Regions from separate parts of the Homo sapiens genome. Here all the other regions are linked to region 3. The links are chromatin loops, found by intact Hi-C in ENCODE. Cell type or tissue: IMR-90. All regions are shown on one strand.

Region 1 (5,000 bases), 600 kb after region 3:
GATGAGAAAACTTTCTCAAGGACTCTTTTTCCAGGTTGGATTCCTAATGGAGTTCTTACATGTCCACCTTGGAATCTCAGTTCCTGGGAAGGAAGGAATGTGGGCGGGCCAGCAGGGTACAGAGACCCAATCAGATGAGAGGACAAACTTGTGAGGTTCCTTAACAACTCCTTTGCTTAGTCGACCAGTGCGTCGCAAGCACTGCCCAGGCCAACTCCGCCGCCTAGGGAGGGTCACATCCCGTTTGCGTGTTTGGGTTTTGGATGAATATGTTTCCGAAGCCCCAGTGCAGAAGATCTGGGCGAAGAGTCAAGACAGAAGGAAGAAATGTTTTCCCAGCATTTCCCCCTTTTAAGAAAGATGGTTATGGGGAAGCAAAGAAATGGATCTTTAAGGCTCAGAGGCTCAGGGAGGAACGCAGTATCTATTTACACAGTATTTGACCACTACGTTAGTGTGACATTTACACAAAAAGTCTGGGTTGGTTTGGGGCCTGGCTTGCGCATAGTTCTAAGCCTCAGTTGTCACAACTCGACTCTGATTGGCAGTTTTAAGTTGTGCCTCTTAAATGCCTGGTAAGAATTGACTTCTAAAGCTCATTCTTTAAGTATTTGAGACCCATCCAGAATAGATTAAGGATTACAAACTTTGAAGTATTATGTAAAATCATGGTATGAAATGAAGCAAACAGAACAAGGATAGGAAATTAAATGATGGATTGCAGACTTTAGAATCACACAGCTTCGCTACCTAATTCTTCTATTTTTACTAAGGCACCCCTGGTATGAAGGAAAAGTGTTGATAAATTTGGAGTAGAGAAACACTTGTGGTTCATAGGGTGGACATTAATGTAAACCACATGTAAACAAAGATGCTGGAGGGCGGCAGTTTAGGGAGAGCCAAGCAGCGCGCAGTGCTGTGCACAATGGAAAACATTTTTTTCCTCATTAAGTGATTTTCTGGAAGCCATCCTTTAATTCCTCTGCACAACATTAGTCTTTGAAGCGGTAGAACATTCATTTGTAGCCTTCTCTGCAAAATGAAGTTCTGTAAAACTATCCATTTCTTGTTAGGTTTCCAAGCTCTTTTTTTTTTTTTTTTTTTTTTTTTTTTTTTTTTTTTTTTTTTTTTGGTAAGCAACTTTCCGTGTCTGGGGTTCCTTGCTCTGCTACATCACAAGAGGATGCCAAGAAGGAGGCTTTGGAGAGTTTATGGAAGGAGGTTCTCTAAAGGAAGAGGAAGAAATACTTTTGTAAGCATACTGCGCCAAGGAGTGGGTCATTTTAGTAGTTCACTTTCATTTTTAAACACAAATCCACATTTCATAATTTTAAAATAAATAAAAATTAATAGAAGGTCTGTTACTTCCTACCTCCTGCCCCATAACATTCCTAATTGTTTCCCAGAAAACAGGAAACTACTCAGTGATTCTCAATGATTTGTCGATTACTTTTTCCGAATTTGTTTTTTGTTTGGATAGTTAACTGTCCCTATTTTTCCAAAGTCTGAAACTTAACAGCATATTTTAAATAGATACAAAGCAAGGGACAAATAAATTAATGGTCCATCTTAATTTTTGTCAGTATTATAAGGACATGCATTTTTCAAACTAGTCTACACATGGAAAATATTTCACATGGGCCCTCTCTGGTCTCCTTGCCAAGCAGAAGCATACTTTTAGGAAAACAAATTTCATTTGTGGTTGGCCCTGTAGTATACACATCTAACTTCACAAGAAGCAAATATTTGAAATGCATGTGTATTTTCAATAGATGCGCCCAATTTAAAAGAGTGTTACTAATTAGGGGGTTGAAAAAAATTTCAAGGCATTTATGCAGCATTCATTTGAGAGTATTTCACAATGCAAAGTGAACTTTGCCTAATACTTCAGAGCATGAAAAAAAAAAAGAAGTCTGGAGGAGAGATGATCTGAGGTCTTCCATCTCATGAAAATCAGATTATCTTAAGGCCCAAAGAAAAGCTTTCAGAGCTATTTCCTTTTCAATGAGAAATACCCAGAGTTGGCACCAAGATTCTACTTTTACAACTCTGTTTTGAATGTAAGAAGTGCGTTGCTTAGCAGCCAGACGCCAAGCTATGAAATCCATGTTTTGATGGGCTCTGAGTCCTGCTCAAATTTAGGTCCAGATGTCTTCTCCTAAATTGCTTGTTTTTTAGGCATGAAGCGAATGTACGAGGATATGTTTTCTACCTCTGTTTACTAGCTGAGGCCACCTTGAAAGTTGCATCTGGAAGTCAGCAGAATAGAGCTAGTAACTCATTTATCAAACGATCACACTTCACTGTCAGGACTGTACCCAGCACTCCAGTACTATTCTAATTAGAGAGAGTTAGCACCAGTCAATTTCCTGGCATAAAAGCTGTTTTCATTCTGAAATGGCACTAATGCTGGAATTCACACCACTTCTGCCATCAAACAGTAGAAATCCAATCTCCCCAGGATTTAGCTTTGCTTTCCAGAATCCTTTCCTTGTTCTGGACGTCCTCTTTTATTTCAAGATAATTTCTTCAAAGACAAACTCTTACAGTCGTTTTTTTTTAGACCATTTGCTCTTTAGAAACAAAAGCCTACCTGCTTGATAACAAAATAGGAAATTGTTTAATATCCCTCCACCCCTTCATGAAAGCAGCAAAAACCTTACTCTTTCATAGATTGAAACACTGAATTAAAATCGAACCAACTAAGAGATTGTGCAATATAAAAAGATAATTCCCTTTCATTAACTATCAATATGCCAGTTGATAGATCACTGTCTCAGCTAAAACTCTGTACATTCTGCCTTAGATTGCTGGGACCGGGTCTCCCCACACGGCATTTCTCCTTTACCACGTGGCTCCTGGCTTGATTCTGACAACAGGGGGCAGTAGAGGAAGACCAGAAGTTTGGAAGAGGGAGAGGGATGGGCTTTTTCTTATTGGCTTGCTGCCTGGACTAATTCAGTCACATATTTGAGCTGAAATCTCATTTAAAGTCAAAAGTGAACCCTTGTCAAGGAATCAGAGCCTATAGGTCAATCCTAATCAATAAAAGGATAAATAACTCAGAAGTGGGGAGACTGGTAGCAGACTAAGCAGCTCTAATTAACATTTTTACAATAAACTGTGAGGGATATTATGAAAAATCTAAAATCTGTGCAGTATCTGCCTACATGCACCTCCTATGTGTGAGACTCATGTAGGCAGTTTAAGGCAGCGAGGTAGAAATACCTGCTCCCTGCCCACTAGGCGTATCCCCAGCAGAGTGGAAACAGATACACGTGGAAATCACACTACTGTTAGGAAAACTCTGATAAATCCCATACTGAGATATAAACAAAGTCTGTGAAAGGAAAAGGAAGGTAACAGTTAATTCTGCCTATGGACCTTTCTGTAGGTCTCATTGCAAATGTAGAATTGAATTGGTCCTCAAAGGATGGATAGATTGGATTTAGATTCAGCCAGCTGCTATTGAGCATTTCTTATGTACTATCCATGGCCACAAACTATTTTACAATTAATCATTTCAACAATCTGTAACCATTGTGTAATTATCTTGACAGAATTCATGTGAAGAGAAACAAAGATAAACTTCTTAGACTAACAGCTAACAAATGGCAGACAGAGAAGACAGTCCTGTCTAGTGCTCTCTAAACTAAAAGCATTATCACTAATTTATTCAAACCTTTAATATGCTCCTCGTAGGCAAGGAGGGATTCAGAGATTTAAAAAGTAGCCCCTTTCTTAAGAATCTATTCCTGGAAACAGACAGGGAAATGGTCATTGCTGCACAGCATGATGGCTCTTACAGTAGATGTATTTGTAAGGTATTATGGAAGTGCATTAGAAGATTGCTCACTCCATCTGAGTTCAATTTTGAAGAAAGAGTGGGAGTTAGCCAGATACGTAAGGAGGAGATAGGCATTGCAGACATCAGCAAACCATCATGTTCAATGGGAAATGGTAATAGATTAGTTTGGAGAAGATAATAACAACCCAACTATGGAAAAACAAAACTATACACTATGTCTGCTAGTCTGCTCAGGCCACCGTAACAGAATATTGTACAATGGGTGGATTTAACCACCGAAGTATGTCTTCTCACAGTTCTGGAGTCCAGAAAGTCCAAGACCAAGGCTCCAGCCAATTTGATTTCTAGTGAGGGCTCTCTTCCTGTCCTATAAATGGCCACCCTCTCACTGTGTACTCACAAAGCCTTCCCACTGCCTGCAAGTAGAAACAGAGTGAACACTCTTGGGTATCACTTCTTCTAAGGACACTAACCCTATCTGATTAGAGTCCTGTCCTCATGACCTCATTTAACCTCATTTACCTCCTTGTAGGCCCTATCTCCAAATAGATGAGTTTGGAGAGGACACAATTCAGTCTACTCCACCATGCTGACAAGTTTTAATTGTAAATTAAGTGCAATGGCAATCATTGAAAAGAACATTAGTAGGAAGACAGCAATGATCAGAGGTGTGTTCTGAAATGAACCTTCTGGTCTAAGTAGTGGACTGGATCCTGGGTGAGCAGGCTGTTTCAGAAATCTTCAAGAGGAGGCTCAAGGTGGTCTAAACTAAAGCAGTGGCATTAGGAATTGAGAGGCATAGATTGGGTCAAGAAATGTTAGGAAGAGGTGGATGTGAGTAAAAATTCTTTGTAGCAGAAGGAATGTCTTGGGCTGAGCTTCAGAGGCCAAAATATTCATGAGATATGCACAAAATAGTGGACAGAATGGAGCAGGAAGGTACAGTGGAGGCAGACAGAAAGACTGAGGCTGTAGTGTGCCAGGTTTTGAATGCCAGGCTAAGGCTGACATGAAGGACTGGAGGAATCTAATAAGATCTGTGCTCTAAGAAGGTGACTGACTTGAGCATATAGATAAGGAAGTTACAGGAGGAAAAGGGACCAGTTAGAAGTCTCGGGTTATAATTCAGGCAGGAAATAATAGTAGAAAAAAATGAGAAATAGAGGACAACTACAGTGACTTACAGTGGCTA
Region 2 (5,000 bases), 350 kb after region 3:
CTTCTAAGACTTCTGACTGCCATACAGGCTTTGTGTAGAAAGAATAGTTGGAATTACTCTATTTTAAAAACATCATATGCTATCAGTGCATTCCGTGTTAACTTAAATTGATTGTGGTTACTTATTGATTGCAGCAATTTTTGCTTTTACATTATAAGTAATAGCTTATTTTCAATAATACCAATTTTTCTTGCTGTGAATTATTTGGTCAACCCTACAACCTATAGTGTATAAAACTATACATGTTCATCCATGTAGTTTTGACATAAAATTTCAAAGATGTAGATTTAAAAAATAAGTATGTGTTGTAGATTAAAGTAGAATCAGACTGTCCCCATTGTTAATGGTGAGATATAGCTAACACTCCTCAATTGCTATATGATAGCACTTCTTCAGTGGTGACTTGTCTATGAATGTGAATTACTTAGACATCTTGTAGTATATTGTAAAGGAATGGAGGAAAATTACTAGTTATTTTAAAGTTTATAAGGCACTATTTTAAAATTAAAATTCAGTTATTTAAACTTCTTTTTGCTTATAAAGAAAATAATAAATTACTCATGTATCTTATTAGGAAATGGTTTATTATAACTCTTTTGAAATGACATTCCTCTATTTATTAGTTGTAGTTTGTTCTTTTTCCAAAAAAAAAAAAAAAAAGCAAAGGTAGGATTGCCATGGGATTTTTTTTTTTAAACACACTCAGGATTGAAATGAATGTACTGGGCCACAATATGTATAAGTCAAACTCTGTAGCCATAATCAAGGCTTGTTGGCTTGTTCTTTATTTCATTTGTATTCTCCACAGGGCTTGCAATAATGATAAATAAACTCTAGGTCTTCGAGAACTATTGTCAGTTATTAGTATATGAATGAACTATACATCCAACACATATCTGTTAAATATACTTCTATGCTAGTCACGGAAGTTAGTCATTTACACTATTGTTTTCCTCTGGTGAAGGGTTTAGGAAACTAAACCAAGACTGCAACGCAGGCAGCATTCAGCTTTTGGTTGTCCCTCCTTTGAATGACATCTATTATGGTAAAGCTGCCCACACATTATCCTACACAAAGGACAAGGTACTGTCTCAAGGCAGCAATAGGGGGTGAGATTGTGGGAGATCCTATTGAGCTCTCATTAGTCAGGCAGAAATGACCTGAAGCTTGTTCACTTATAGAGGGACATTTTAATACACATCCACTCATTACCCCACCGTGCTGCTAAAATCCCATATCAGTTTTCTACTTTCTCATTCCTTCTCCACTCCCACCCCAAACCTCATGGGCAGAAAGAGATACAGAGCTGTGAGAGGACAGTCTGGGAAATCTCACCAAAGGGTAATAACTGCCTGAGAAGTGTATAAGTGAGAAAGATAGATTTTATATATGCATATTTGCATTTGAATTTCTACTATCCCCTGACCTTGGGACACGGGACTCCAAGTCTTCAGATGTAAAGATAAAGAATTTTTCAACCATCCACCCTGGACCAGTGATGTATGTAAGAGGCACTGGCTCATGGGAAGTGAATCTATTTGCATTGAACTTCCCAAATTCTGAAAGTACCTCATGGAAGCCACTTGTCTGGCCCTAGATTTGTGCCATACACATCTGCCCCTCATTTTGCATGGTTCAATGGAGGCAGTGCTTATGGATTTTAATAATTTTTAAATCATTTTTGAAGAAATTCATTTGCATGCTAATTGACAAACATAAACTTACATGCTTGCACAAACATAATACACGTTTGTATTTGTATAAAGTAAGTAGTAACTGCTTTTCATGAAATAATTTTATTTTTTCTCGAATTGTTTTCCTTGTATTTGGTGGATACAAAATTATAATGATAACACATTAAACTATAATTTTAATAACTTAGGTTTCATAAAAGCGGAACTATGCCCTGCTTTAGATAGCAAAAAGTCAATAGAATGTTCTAATTATGGAAGAATAAATGGATTCAAATACTTTTGACAGGTGGGAGTTACTCTTAGATGTGACTGAATTAGCCACAGCTGCTTTCCATAGAAAAAAGCCCATATGCTTAGTAAAAAGAAAGATTAGTTTTTATCATGTAGTCATGCTGAGTAATAATATTTAAGGAGCCACGTTAATGCAAGCTAACTCCATTTGTATCTGGTGCACTAAAAATTCAACACAGATAAAATGCACCATATGTGAAAGGAATTAAGTGTCTGACCTCCCAGAAATATACAATTGAGTGACATTTCATGGAATATTGACACTTTCTATAAATCCTGATATTTCTCTTAATTGCTTCATACTCTATTGATAGTTGCATCTGGGGACCCGGTCATTAACTAATCATTGCCTTCAATACAGCTCAGTTTCAATTAAAGAACAGAGATTTGTCTTTTGGTTTTGGCACTGAAAAGTTCAATACAAACTCATAGCATTCACCATGACAAACAGATATATTTGTTTCTAGAATGTGGCTTCATTTTTCCCTTATTGTCTGCCAAATATTCATCATTATTTTAACTACTAGTGCTGTTTAATCCTTAGGTGTTTAGTGGCATTATTATATATGGACTTGTCATTTTGTTAAGAAAACATTAGCTATTACATAAGAAAGAATACAACACAAATATTCAGTGAAAACAACATTTGCGTAGCCTTACATAATATAACTATGGAATTGAAATATAACACATCAATTAAACATTATTTGATTTGAATTACCATAAAGAAAAATAGAATGTTCTTTCAAAGGTGAAATGATACTAAATGAGAGCTTTTCTTTGATCCTCTGAAGATCCAGTTGTACTAAGGACCTGGAAAGACCAAAGCATACAAAAATTCCTCCAACCAGTGAAGCCAAGTATACTTTCTATGTAAAATACTGGTTTGTTATAATCAGTTGAATAATAGTGAAGGGTGGGTGTGAAATGCACATATCCTATTTTGTGGAAGAAAAATATGTTTTCTTTTTTAATAGAGGAAGCTTTTGGGAATGTAATGATCATTTATATACCTTCTATATCTACCATGCATAACTCTTTCTAGCACCTCTAGGAGCCCACAAGAGGGAGTAAGATTCAGTGGCTTGAAGTAACAATAAGCTCAAGAAGCCCCTTTCCAAAGCTTTCTCAGAGACCTGGAATCCTGGAGTCAATGCATCTCATTGCTAAGACATAAATCTAGCAATAACAAGAAATAGATAGCTTGGATTCATTAGGAAGCATTATCTGCTGAGGAGAAAGTAAATATGACTTTATCTTTAGTGGATCTCATTAGTTCTGAACTTTCTCATAGAAATATGCTTATTATGTTCGCAATGCAGACAATGTTATCTAAATCCTAATGATAATCTTCAAGTTTATATTTTAAGTTGGATACTATTTATTTATTCAGGGAGTAAAATGAAAATTTTACCATTATAACTAGTAAAATATGAATCAAGACCAAAATATTTTGAATTCTGCTTTTTAAATCATGTAGCTCCATTAAAATATAAAGAAACAAAATGTAGAAAAATTCAGAGAAGGAAATATAGAGAAATGAATTTGCAAACCCATTCTAATGTGTTTAATGCTACTTTGAAAATTATTTTCCAGGGACCTTTTAAATCTTTTAGCCAAAAAATCATTTAGAAATGTTTGAAAAATAAAATATCTTCTATGATTTCTATGCCTAAAAAGAATTTTGCACTAATCCCCAACTTCAACAGCTCATTAAAACTCTTTTAGCCAACAGATTGTTTTACCAATAAAACGTATATTTACACACACACATGCACATTTGTATTCCATATAAATTGCAAATAACCACTTCAATTCTGTTATAAAGAGAATTTCCAGGAAGAAAAGAGAATCTAACTCTTGGCTTCTAACTCTTGTTCCAAAGGGAGAAAAATCAGAGCCAATGGCATAGATAGGAAATCTGCTAGCATGTTCAGCTCCAAGAGTGTATCAGTGTTCCCTACCACACCCAAGGAAATGCTATTTCGTTCATACTTGACATAAAAAAGCCCATTCATACTTTGGGATTTAATGGAACCGGTGGAGATCTTATTTATAGACCCAAGAGAAGCTCCCTAATGCATGAAACAGATGTACCACTCTAATATCTACATTCACATCTGAAATGGTTGTGCAATGAGGTCTTCTCTCTCCTTTAAGGAAAAAGAAGTGGAGAATCAGAGAGAAAATTCAAGACACACTGATGATATATTTTTTGTTATGAATAATGAAACACAGCATGAATATATCAAATAATTTCATTACAAAATCCCTAGGCTTATTCTTCATACTACACATTTTAATGAGTGAAGCCAAAGCTACAAAATGTTTTAACAATCTTATGCCTGACTGCACCTCTTCCCAGAAAAAGTGTTAAAATATTCTCAGTTAACTTTTACTGACTTTTGTTTAAAAATCCAGTAGCAAAAAGGAAAATAAAAGAGCAAACCTGCTTCATGTAAAACAGAAAGAGAAAGAACTACAAGGCTAAAATTCAGTGAAGAGCTGAAAATTTGGGAGGCAATATTAGTATCTTAAATGTTTGACCTGTTTAGAAAACACATTTGACTATAAGAAAATCTCTCCAGTTACAGACCACCATGATATGTATAAGTGTCACGAGTATTTCATTTTAAGGTAGGTGTGGGGAGGAGATCCTGCTTCCACTGGCAGAGTAACAAAATCCATGGTATTATTGTAGGCCTGGTATCTACAATGAAGACAGTATTCCTACATAGAAGACTCTAAGATGGATATATTTAGTGAGTCAAGGTGTTAGGGCAGCCCTTGTGTATTAGTCCATTTTCACACTGCTATAAAGACATACCTGAGACTGGGAGATTTATAAAGAAAAAGTTTAATTGATTCACAGTTCTTCATGGCTAGGGAGGCCTCAGGAAACTTACAATCACGGTGGAAGGCAAGGGGGGAAGCGAGGCATGTCTTAACACGGTGAAGCAGGAGAGAGAGAGAGAGGGCAGCGGAAACTGCCACTTTTAAACCAGCAGATCTCAT
Region 3 (5,000 bases):
TGTCCACATCCCCTCCATACTCTGCCCTGTTTTCTTTTAGATTACTAATATCCTAGAACTTTTCCTAATCCTTCCCAGCCATTCACTACCCAATTGAGAAAGAGTGCTCCAGAACTTTCTCTCCCCCACTAGCGCCCTGTCTAGCCTCATCAAAAACATTTTCTTACTGACCAGGTAAACTAGAAAGAATCTGATATTTCATTTTATTTAATTTCTATTTAATTTATTTATAAGTATTACGTGTATTATATTTAAACTGTTTACATATATATATATATATCCTCATCTAGAGATATTTGCATATTAACAGAGTAAATTGCTTTTATCTAAATCAGTAATCCTCAACCTTGGTTGTATATTAGAAACACCTGAGAAATTTTTAAAAACCATCAATACCTAGGTCTTGGCCCTAGGGATTCTGATATAATTGACCTAGGGTATGACTTGTATATCCTGTATTCATAAAATCTTTCCTAGTGATTCTAATGTGTAGTCAGCGCTGAAAAATTTGCTTTAAAGGAATATGTCTCTTTAAATGCACAAACCTAGACACCTCTCCTTTTATTTAAGGGATCTCTGGCTCCTCCAAGTAATTTGAGAAGCTGCGTCTTTTGGCAGCATAGATCAGCTGTTCAGGGACTCTCCCCATTCTTCTCCCCCTTTCTCTTTTCGGCTTTGAGACCGGTGCCAAATTAATCACCACTATAATCAAAACTACGATGTTTCACTTTCCCATAATTCCATCATTGTGCGTGATATAAAGTGTGGAACATACAAAAGTTTGAGCTTCTAAGAGAAAATAGACATACATACTTGTTGAATCAAGAATCTCTGCCTCTGTCATGTCTGACTCCTTGCACCCATGATTTAAATTTACCTCGTAGCAAAGAAGGCATGAGGGAAATTCTGTACTATAAAAGGGTGCCTCCATGAGATTTCCCCTAAATGTTCAGATAATCAAGGTTATCCATATGGGGCAGCAGGGAACTAAACAAAAAGTTTGACTCATTTGTTCAACAAATATCCATTAAGCGACTACTATGAGCTACCATACGAAGTGCTGGGAAGACAGTCAAGATGAAGCCCCTGATCTCAAAATGCTTCCGGTCCAGGAGTAGAGTGTGGCTAGAGGCTGGGAGAAGACAAAATTCACTACGTAGGAATTTAAATATAACCATGGTAACATTGGAAGGTGAAATTCAGGGAGTTGTTAGTTTGAGATGGTTGGTGTGACCCGGAAAAGGTTTTATTGAGGTAATGGTATTTCAATTGAGAGTTAAAGGGTAGGAATGGTGGCAAGGGCAGAATCCCGGCAGAGGAAAAAGGTGTTTAGATTCAGAGTTGGGAATGGCTTTGGTCATTAAAGAAAATAAGTAAAACAAACAAACAAAAATCAATATGCTTGAAACAGAGTAAACAAAAAGAGGGGCTAGTTAAAAATGGGCTGGAGAACCAAGCTGAGGCTGGAATCTACAAAGCCCTGGAGGCCTCCTTAAATTTTTTTCATTTTATCCTAGGAGGAATTAGAAATAACTACAGTTTGTTATATAAAAGATGACTCTCAGAATTTAAAAAAAAGAATTTTAAGGTTTATTTGTTTATGTATTGCTAGTTTGCTCAAACATCACCTTCTTAAAGAGGCCTACTCTGTCTCTTCTCTTAGTACAGCAAGCTGGCTGCATCTCCACCCCTACTCCTCCCAGTGGCCCTTAATACACTGTGGTTTTCTTTATGCCTGCTACCAATCAAGTCATTTACTCATTTATCAAGTTTATTGCCTATTGTTTGTTTCTGCTCACAAGTGCAAGCCCCCCATATGCAGAGCTCTGCAACATCTGATGCTGTATTGCACGCAGCTTCTTAGAGCAGCATCTAATATAAAAGAGAACTGTGCTCAATAAGTATTGACTCAGCACATGAGCTTCCCTAGGCAAAATCACTTATTATATCTTTGTTCTTCATCAAAAATTCACACTAGGCAGTTTAAACTTAATTAAGGTAGTACATAAAATAAATTGCTTTTTTTTTCTCCTTGGGAGCTTTGTAATGAATAGTCTCAGCATTATTTATTTAAGCTCTGTAGCAGACATGGTCACATTCTCAGCAGAGAGGTCATGAACAAAATATTCTCATCCAAGGAGATTTTTTTGTAGATTAGACTCAAGAGGTCCAACATTGGCAAGTCAGCATGTGTGATATTTTTCTAGGCCTGTTCTCACACATATCCATTTCTAATTCACAATCCACAGTACAGACTTCACATTTATAGGAGTCAATTTTTAAGTTCACGTAGTGACCCCTCAGATATGTAGCTATGTAATCTCTAGCAAAAGCCCAAGTACTTTTTTACCTCCTGAGATATCAGTGCTAAGAAAATGGTGGGCTTTTGTTTTTAAGGATGCAGCTCTTAGTCTATAGAGGGTTTGAGCAGCTGACCAGTAGAGGGCACCTGCCACTCTAAAATTGCCTCATGTCCTGTCAGTCTAGAGACACAGGCTTCACTGATTTATAAATAAGTTATTATTGCCTTCAGAATATTTTTATTTCCTTTCTGATCATCCAATATTATTGATTTCTAACACAAGTAATATGTCATAATAAAAATAAAGATTCATAAAGAGAAAAACTAAATCACTAATAGTACGATTACCCGGAGATAGCATAACCACTATTAATGTTTGATATTATTCCATATTATAATACATGCATCTGAATTCCATGTATTTCCCCAAATGGGATCACAAAGTAAATGCTATTTAATAACTTAAAAATAGATGAAATATGCAAGTTGAATCTAGGGCTATATCTTATAATGCCAGAAAGTCCTAAAAAAAAAAGGAAGAAAAGAAAACCCACAATGATGGGGGCATGTCAAAGGGTCCGAGGAACAAACTGAAAAAGCTCCAAGTGTCCATAGCTAGAACAATTTGGGCAACAAAGCAAACAAAGTAGCATTGGATTATGGTCCAAATTATAAAATCAATGTCTGAGTCCATACAGATATCAATACACAATTGAATAGGTAGTAGAGAAGAAACAAATCTGCCTTGTAGAAGAATACCAAATAATCAAAACAACTCACTTCTTCAGTATGAGCTGTTAATAGTGACTTTCTTCCAAAGGGTGCAATATGGAAAGAGTTGAAAAATAGTAAATTTACAGTGGAAAAACCTAACACCACCTTAACTAGGTGACCAAGGTCAATATCAACAAGTCATGTTGACTGTATGTAGCTTTAATATGTTGTTAGGAAACTAGCACTTTACCTCTATGATATTCCTCTATAACAGAGGAAATGAAGACCTGAAAAGGCTGAGGCAATTTTCAAAATCAGAATTGGTTGTATTTACTGATCAATTAAAATGTAAAGAGACAGGCAAGGCAATTGAAGTTGGATAAAGAGTTAAAGATGGGCATCTGAGTGAAAACATGAACTGTGTCCACTTGTGAATGGACATGTAACATCACACACACACACACAAATTGGCTGCAATATCTACAAATGCCAGTTTCCCTGGAAAACATCTACCATTGCTGTTTTTTTCAAGTTGAGACAAGTGAAAAAAAATGTATAGGATTTTGAATTAGAAAAACTGGAGGTCGAAACCTAGCTCTGCTATAGTAATTTTGGGTAAGGAAAAGAATGTGAAAAGTGAAATAGCACACAAGTTTCAGGGTTTTTAAGAGAGCTGATGACATTGCACAGAGAGTTACAAGAAATCATGGCGTTCCTCCCACAACTGGGACCAGACAAATTATTGTAATTATCATTAGCAGTCAAGATTGGCAGAAGGAAGCTATTTTCTGGTTTCTTATTAATATGCGATGATGGAAGATAAATCATTTTCCCAAGCAACCCTTCTGCCATAAGTAAATGTCTATAGATTGATCACAAATTTAATAATATTATTTTTAATTTTCTGGTTATAAAATGTTCCTTCTTTCAAAAATATTAAGGCCTCCAAGTGTAGTTTCAGTAGTCTTTTAAGCCCTGTGGTAAACTCTGAGTAAAGCTTCATGGAAAATATCTGAAGGGGTTATTTCTTGAGTTCAGTGATAAGTTTAGGCAGCTGTAAATTTTCCAGTTCCTGGAGTAGAATTCTATAAGCATAACCTATATTCTATGGCCATTCTATTACATTTCCATAAATGTGCACACTGATGATGTGATACAACTCATGATTTATTTTCAGATTTATTTCTGAAAATTTATTGTAGGAATAATGATTTCCCAATTGATCCACATGAGATACTAATGTCCACAGGAGATACTAATAGAGTGTACTCGCTATTTTTAGTCTGTTACCCTCATTTATGAACATAACAATGTTCGTAACATCAGTTTTGAGACTTAAACTAAACATTTCTTTTACATTGACCAAAATTGTTGTCATTTAAATTGTTATCAAATACATGCAATTAAATAATTAAAATATACAAATAATTTCACACATCCTTTACTTCCAAAAATCTTCTCCATATAGTAGAGTTGATAAGAAGTAAAAGATGTTTGGAACTTCGAGTTGATTCTGTAAGGTACTGAGACTCTTGGGGATGATGAGACAGGTGGATGTATTTTGCATGTAGATTGAATTTGAATCTTCAGGACCAGAGCACATACTTTGATGGGCAGAATAACGGCTTCCCGAAGATGTTCACCTCTCAGTCTCTGGAATCTGTGACTATGCTAGCAACCTTAATATGGAGAAATTATCCGGGATTACCCACATAGTCCCAATATAATCAGAAAGTTTCTTAAATTTGGAGGGAGACAGAAGATTCAGTATCAGAGTGATGCAACAAGTGGAAGACTTGAAAGGCCGTTGTTGGCTTTGGCGATGGAAGACCTCTATGAGCCAAGGAATGTGGGCAGCCTCAAGAAGCTGGAAAAGTCAAGGAAATCATTTCTGTCCTAGAAGATCCAGAAAGAAACACCGTCCTATTGATTCCTCAATTTTTAAAACAATGAGGTCCATTTCAGACTTCTAACTTTCACACTT

Evidence for each region. A loop is a pair of places that touch in the nucleus more often than their neighbours do. Peaks named below come from ENCODE experiments on the same cell type or tissue, not always from the same donor. Only the 100,000 strongest peaks of a DNase experiment are listed, where the experiment ranks them.
Region 1: it touches region 3 in a loop (4-fold over the local background); 11 of 110 quality-filtered maps call a loop at or near these places.
Region 2: it touches region 3 in a loop (2.1-fold over the local background); 2 of 110 quality-filtered maps call a loop at or near these places.

The regions. Positions count from the first base shown.
Region 1 is chr21:26,959,773-26,964,772 of GRCh38, reverse strand. The region is part of intron 1 of ADAMTS5 (ADAM metallopeptidase with thrombospondin type 1 motif 5); the gene reads left to right. Among named protein-coding and RNA genes, the nearest start is that of ADAMTS5, 4.8 kb to the left of the region's middle. In IMR-90, a CTCF peak has its summit at 2,887 (motif pointing right); no DNase peak of the experiment used is centred here; H3K4me3 peaks cover 968 bases; H3K27ac peaks cover 506 bases.
Region 2 is chr21:27,211,600-27,216,599 of GRCh38, reverse strand. All of the region lies in intron 2 of LOC102724355 (a long non-coding RNA gene), which reads left to right. The region is part of intron 2 of LOC105372759 (a long non-coding RNA gene); the gene reads right to left. Among named protein-coding and RNA genes, the nearest start is that of ADAMTS5, 250 kb to the right of the region's middle. In IMR-90, a CTCF peak has its summit at 3,053; no DNase peak of the experiment used is centred here.
Region 3 is chr21:27,562,318-27,567,317 of GRCh38, reverse strand. No RefSeq gene overlaps it. Among named protein-coding and RNA genes, the nearest start is that of LINC01673, 74 kb to the left of the region's middle. In IMR-90, a CTCF peak has its summit at 2,460 (motif pointing right); a DNase peak (open chromatin) is centred at 2,427; H3K27ac peaks cover 138 bases.